Linked DNA regions of Mus musculus: region 2 is linked to region 1. Evidence: chromatin loops called from intact Hi-C (ENCODE). Cell type or tissue: gastrocnemius. All regions are shown on one strand. Links, peaks and the distances in the headings refer to the core of each region. The heading gives the core; the rest is flanking DNA. Region 1 has its middle 4.4 kb from the start of Nipsnap2. Region 2 overlaps Sfswap (splicing factor SWAP).

What was found. Hi-C counts contacts between places; a loop is a spot of excess contacts. Peaks named below come from ENCODE experiments on the same cell type or tissue, not always from the same donor. Only the 100,000 strongest peaks of a DNase experiment are listed, where the experiment ranks them.
Region 2: it touches region 1 in a loop (2.3-fold over the local background); 2 of 42 quality-filtered maps call a loop at or near these places.

Annotation. Positions count from the first base shown.
Region 1 is chr5:129,719,192-129,722,103 of GRCm38, reverse strand. No RefSeq gene overlaps it. Among named protein-coding and RNA genes, the nearest start is that of Nipsnap2, 4.4 kb to the left of the region's middle. In gastrocnemius, for the core only: a CTCF peak has its summit at 1,709 (motif pointing right); no DNase peak of the experiment used is centred there.
Region 2 is chr5:129,533,571-129,536,482 of GRCm38, reverse strand. The region is part of intron 7 of Sfswap (splicing factor SWAP); the gene reads right to left. Among named protein-coding and RNA genes, the nearest start is that of Sfswap, 34 kb to the right of the region's middle. In gastrocnemius, for the core only: no CTCF peak of the experiment used is centred there; no DNase peak of the experiment used is centred there; H3K4me3 peaks cover 202 bases; H3K27ac peaks cover 2,500 bases.

The DNA of each region.
Region 1 (2,912 bases), core at 263-2,762:
TCTTTACCATATACCAAAATCCACCTCTGATGACACACAAGTAGCCATATGAAATTTTATTGTTGGGAAAGTTTTTATCATACAAGTTTTGTAAATGATTTAGAAAGTAAAGTGTTGGTTTCCCTGGGGATAAGGTCATGTTAGTGACCCCCATCTTAGGCTACCAGGAATGTGTAAATAAGAAAAGAATAAGAGAAAACAAAACAGATAGACTGCCATGAGAACTACGGCTCAATATATTTTCTCCATTAAAGAGTTCCACAGCCAATTCCAGGAGGTCAATCGCCTCAGTCTGTGGAATTTGTCACACAGATCCTACTGGAGGTGGTGTGGCAAGGCCCTAGTGGTTCTCAACCTGTGGGGGTCAGGATGCCATTGCAGTTGGTCCAATGATCTTTTCAAAGAGGTTTCCAAAGACAACTATCGAAGATGAAGCTAGGTTTAAGAACTGAGACAGGACTCCTCTATCCTCTTCAGGTGGGCTGCCACAGGCAGACACACCCACATACGTGTATTTAGAACTGTATTAAAGAGTCACAGTATTAGAAAGATTGAGAATCACTATGTAGCCTTGGCTGGCCTGGAACTCAACAATGTAGACCAGGCTGGCCTCTGCACTTTGCCTGAGTGCTGCGATTAAAGGGGTACACTACCAGACCCATATCCTGATGCCTGGTTTTTAAAAAAGTTAAATTTATAAATTACATTTATTATTTATTATTATGGTATTTTCTTATACCATGTGTGTCCCAGGAACTTAGATGCACTTGGACTGTCAGGCTTGGTGGCAAGGTTGCTGGCTTACAGGTGAGCACCATCATGTTCTCCTTGGAGTCTTGTGCTTGCCAGGCAAGTACTCTACCACTGAACTGTAGCTCAAGCCCAAGAAACTTTAATGAAAACGATGCATCAGCATGCACATCAATTGGTCAAGTATCTTATAGACGCTTGGAGATGGAGACCTGAGATGTGCTGAGAGGATCACATAGACCCCACTGCCAGAGACCCAGATGCTCTAAAACGGGCTTTCAGCCCATGGGGCTCAAAGGTCTGTAGGAACTGATACACCATTCCTCTATCGTCTCCAGGCGGGTCTGCAGAGATGCCCACCTGGAACTGTGTTAAAGGGTTGCAGCTTTAGGAACCACTGGTCTAAAAGGCTTCCCTTCCCATGACCTATCCTGGCACCAAGTCAAGAGTTTCCCTTAGTAACATAAGCTATCCCACCTCTCTGTACAAGGTGTTTATGTTTTAGGATCAGGCTTTTGTTTTCCCCCTCCCCACCCCCAACAGGGTTTTTCTATGTAGTCCTTGATGTCCTGGAACTTGTTCTATAGACCAGGCTGGCCTCAAACCCAGAGATCTACCTGCCTACTTTGCCTCCTGAGTACCGGGATTAAAGGTGTGTGCCACCACTGCCCAGGCCTGGGATCAGTCTTTAAAAGCCAGTTTCCCGGCCCTGCATCTTACTCCATGCAGCTCTTCATACTGGTGCTGCTTACCTTTACCCTCATTTTCTCTGATAACCTTTTAAAAAAATTCATTATCCTATTTCTCTAATATCTACCTATGTTCAAACTGCCCTAGCAATTCTCTTCTGCTTTAAAAATTCCTGGTTATGCTTTGTTTAAAAAAAAAAAGATTTTTATTTATGCATGAGAGCTTTGCTGGCATGTCTCATGTCTGTGTACTACATGCATGCAGTGCTCACTGAGAACAGAAGGCGGCGCCATATCTGGAATTGGAGTTAACAGTTAACTGCCATGCGATGTGGGTGCTGAGGACTGAACCTGGGTCCTTTGCAAAAGCAGCCAGTGTTCCTGTTAAGGCCTAGGTAGCAGTTACTTGGCTAGCCTGCCATTAGTTTTTTATTAAAAAAAGGAAGAAGAAAAAACCTATTTATGTACACTGTAGCTGTTTTCAGACACACCAGAAGAGGGCATCAGATCCTATTACAGATGGTTGTGAGCCACCATGTGGTTGCTGGGAATTGAATTCACGACCTCTGGAAGAACAAGCAGTCAGTGCTCTTGACCGCTGAGCCATCTCTCCAGCCCTAGCCTGCCTGCTGTCATGACTTTCTCAAATGGTTTTGCTGTTATTAGGAACCTTTCTAACACCGAGATTGATTACATATTCTGTTGTGTTCTGGGCCCTTGGGAACCAATCAGGATAGAAGTCAGTAGAACTGTTTTGCATAGTTACCCACAATAAGCTTGGACTCAGACCAACCACCCAGCAGCACCCCCTGCACCTGTCTATACACTTTTATAGTATTTGCTTTTGTAAGCTGCCCCTGGGATGGACCCCAAGACAAGAGACATCTGTACCAATATAAGGAATGATTTGGACTAAAACTTCCATTTTGAGTAGTGGTCAAGTAAAATTTAAGTTCCCAGAACCTCCCTGGGAACTGACATCTTACTTGGCAGAAAGAGCCATGTAAGTGGGTAACTGACACCCTGGATGGCAAGTTAAGTCAGGACTGTTAGACAAGTCCCATCCTGGTAGACAGGTTAGACCATGAATATTAAACAAGGCAAGTCTCCTGCCACAGTTGAATACCTCAACCAATGGAAACAGAAGTGTACAACAAAGACGTATTCCTAAGGAAATGCCCTATTACTAAATCCTGATTGGTAAAATAACTTGGCTGTTGATTTTGGGCTTAAAAATCCTGTAGGCTCTTACCATGGGGTCATGGTTCAGTTCCTGAAGTCCTGGGGTATATGCTCAATAAACTCTCCCTGTGTGACTGAGATTGGTGTTCGTGTAGTTTGCGAGGTAATTCTGGACTCCAAGAGCTCTTAACTACTGGGCCATCTCTCCAGTTTCACCGGCCATGTTATTTAGGACTTCACACTTTCCTGTTTGAACTGCCTTCTCCATACCCATCATTCCTGAGTCTGCAG
Region 2 (2,912 bases), core at 220-2,719, 190 kb after region 1:
CCTTCAAATGATACACAGAACTTCCCAAGGGTACTGCTTATTTCTCCATCTCGACATGGGGCCTTGCTCTGTTCCCAGAATGGCCTCTAAACTTTGGTCTCTAGTGAGCACCCTTCCTCAGTTTACTGAGGAGACAGGAGTACAGGAACAAAGCACCATGACTGACCAGGTCTGGGTTTTTAAGTGAGTGAAAATAGGTGATAGTATGCTAATAAATGTATTTCTTTGAGTACTGCAAAAATCCACACCAAACGAGGCAACAGAGAAAGTGCCCCAGGTTCCCAGGCCATCTAGGCAGTAACATGGAAGGAAGGGTGAGCTGCTAGCGTGGAGGCACACCTGGAAGCACTTTTCCAGCTATTCACAAGCTTACATGTGCAATAACCCAGAGCAAGGCTGGTGCCATCTGCCTAACCACCCAGGGCCCTATGCTTGCTAGGCAGCTACTCCACCAACAGAGCTACACTCCAGCCCTATCTAATCATCTTCCAGAGCCTTCAGCTCTTGAGCAGGTATGTGCTGAGGATCCTGAAACTTTCCTAAGACACAACTACGACATTAAAGGAGACATGTTTAAAAAACTCACAGGTCACAAGCTGAGAGCTTCTGAGAGTCAGCAGTGAGCCACCTTCCTGGCCGTCCCTGGTGCTGCACCCTGAAGGAAGATGCAGGGCCACTGACTCTGCTCTGAGGCTATGTACCATTCAGGCAACGCCCTCAGTCCCTCCTGTACCATTCATGCCATGTCCTTCCACCTCCTTCCCACCTCTAGCTGGCTGACAGGCACCCCTCAGCCTTTCCCAAGGCTAAAGGCTTGCATTCTATTCCCGTCTCCAGTCCTGGGCTACATCTAAGAACTCTTCACTCGGCACTCTTAACTGGAGAGGTCACTCATGTTCCAAACCAACTGTGTCCAGAACTGCATTGGGCTTTCATCTACACCCTTTCTGTCCTACAGCTCTGGTCTAGGAAATGTCATGCCTCCAGTCAGATTTCCTGGGCCTCTTGGCTCAGCAAGCTTCTGTCTGGGAGGTGTTCCCACAAGCTCCTTCTTCCTCCTCTTCTGGGGCCTCTGTGAGAATCATCCCAGCTCATGCCAGCTTTCTCTAAGTCTTTGGTCAATCCCTTCCTAGGATTCTTGGTTGGAAACCCCTGTATAGCCACTGTGCTGTGGGAACATCTGCCATTGTAAACAGCACTGAGCCCTGCATGGCTATTTATTACACACAAATACTCATAAAGGCTTAACTTGCAAAGCAGTCACAGGAAGAGTGACCACAGAAATGATTAATGGAGTTAAACTACTACAGTAATAGAAGTTAGGCGAGCAGGCTATTCACCCAACATCCTGCTGTGCTGTGCACACCCGTCTTGGTATAATTTAAGATGAAACAGTGTATTTGTGATGGTACTAGGTGGCCTGGGCACAAGGATATAGCAGTGGCAGATGACTTTAAAAGGGTCTTTTGAATGTAAACCCCTAGCCACAACACATGAGGACAATTCCTAAGTGACTAGTGGAAGGGAGACTAGCCTACAGGCTGGGTCAGCTGGACGAAGGGGACAATTCCGGTCCCGGTGGGAAGGTCTGTGACTGTTCAAGATCTTATCATATAACTCATTATAGCAGTGCACAATTTTAAAATTTTGAGTTGCTTTATTTCTGGAATTTTCCATTGAACATCCTCAGACTGGATCCCACGGAAAGCAAAACTGCAGATGCAGAGCCTGCTGCCTCTTCCCTGTTTCCCATCTGTTTTGTTCTCTAGCATGCCAGTGCCAAATGGAAAGGCTGTGCAAGCATTCCTGACATAGCACTGGCATGGACACACTGTTCCATGAATGCTCCAGTTGTACAGGAGAGAACAGGCAGTATCAGCCGAGGGCAAGGGCTGGGAAGTTATAGCACAGAGCACTCCAGACTGGAGGGAAAAACACATCTACATCATACTAGGTCCTTCCCACTATCTATCTAAGGGTTGAAATAAAAAAATGTATCTTCCAGCATAGTCTCTTGTAACAAGTTGTAACAAGGATGTGCCCCAGCAAACAAATGAGAACCCCAAAGAGACAAACACAGGAGCTAGTACAGTCGGGCGATGGAGAAGCCACAGGAAAGCCTAAGGCTGGAGGCTGACAACACAGCCCCAGACTAGAGTAGCAGACTGGGAAAACAGCTGCCAGCAGCTAACACACAGGTGTACAGTGACGGATGGACCAGCTTCTGTCTTTGGCTTCAGCAGCAGCCACCCAGGCTTCGAAAGATGGCATTATTAGAACTTAAGATGATTCATCTTGACTGGTAGGCCTGTAAGGGTATTTTCAGGAAGGATTAACTGAGGGGAGAGGACCCTCCCTCAGAGTAGGTGGCACCTTTCTGCAGCAAATCAAACAGGAAGAGGCGGTCCAAAAGAAGAGGCACTGCTGCCCGGTCCACCTCTGCTTTTTGCTTGTAAGTGCACCCAGTTCTCCTATTACTGCTGCCATCCATCATCTGACTCAGCCTCTTCGGCCTTGCCCCAGGGGGAGAAGACCAATGACTCCCCAGTACTCCCCTAGGCTTTCAGTGGGGACTCCAGCAGCCTTATGAACTGTGCACCTATATTTGGTTCTCAGCCTTCAGTGGGTAGATGGCTATTATGACACTACCCAGACCAGTCTGTGCCAGTCCTGTGAATCATCTTGTAACATACACACTCTATTCTTTTGTCAAGAGAACCATGCCTAATACAGACTGTGGTACCAGGAATGGGTCCAAAATAACAGCAACAATCCCTGAAACAATCCAGCTGCTGTGCCACTTGGAACACATGGTCTAGCAAACCTGATGGCACTGCTGCGTTGTCAGTGCTACATGGGGTAATGGTTGGGTCCTTTGAGGACCGCACAGGGGAATCACAGTGGAGGCCTTT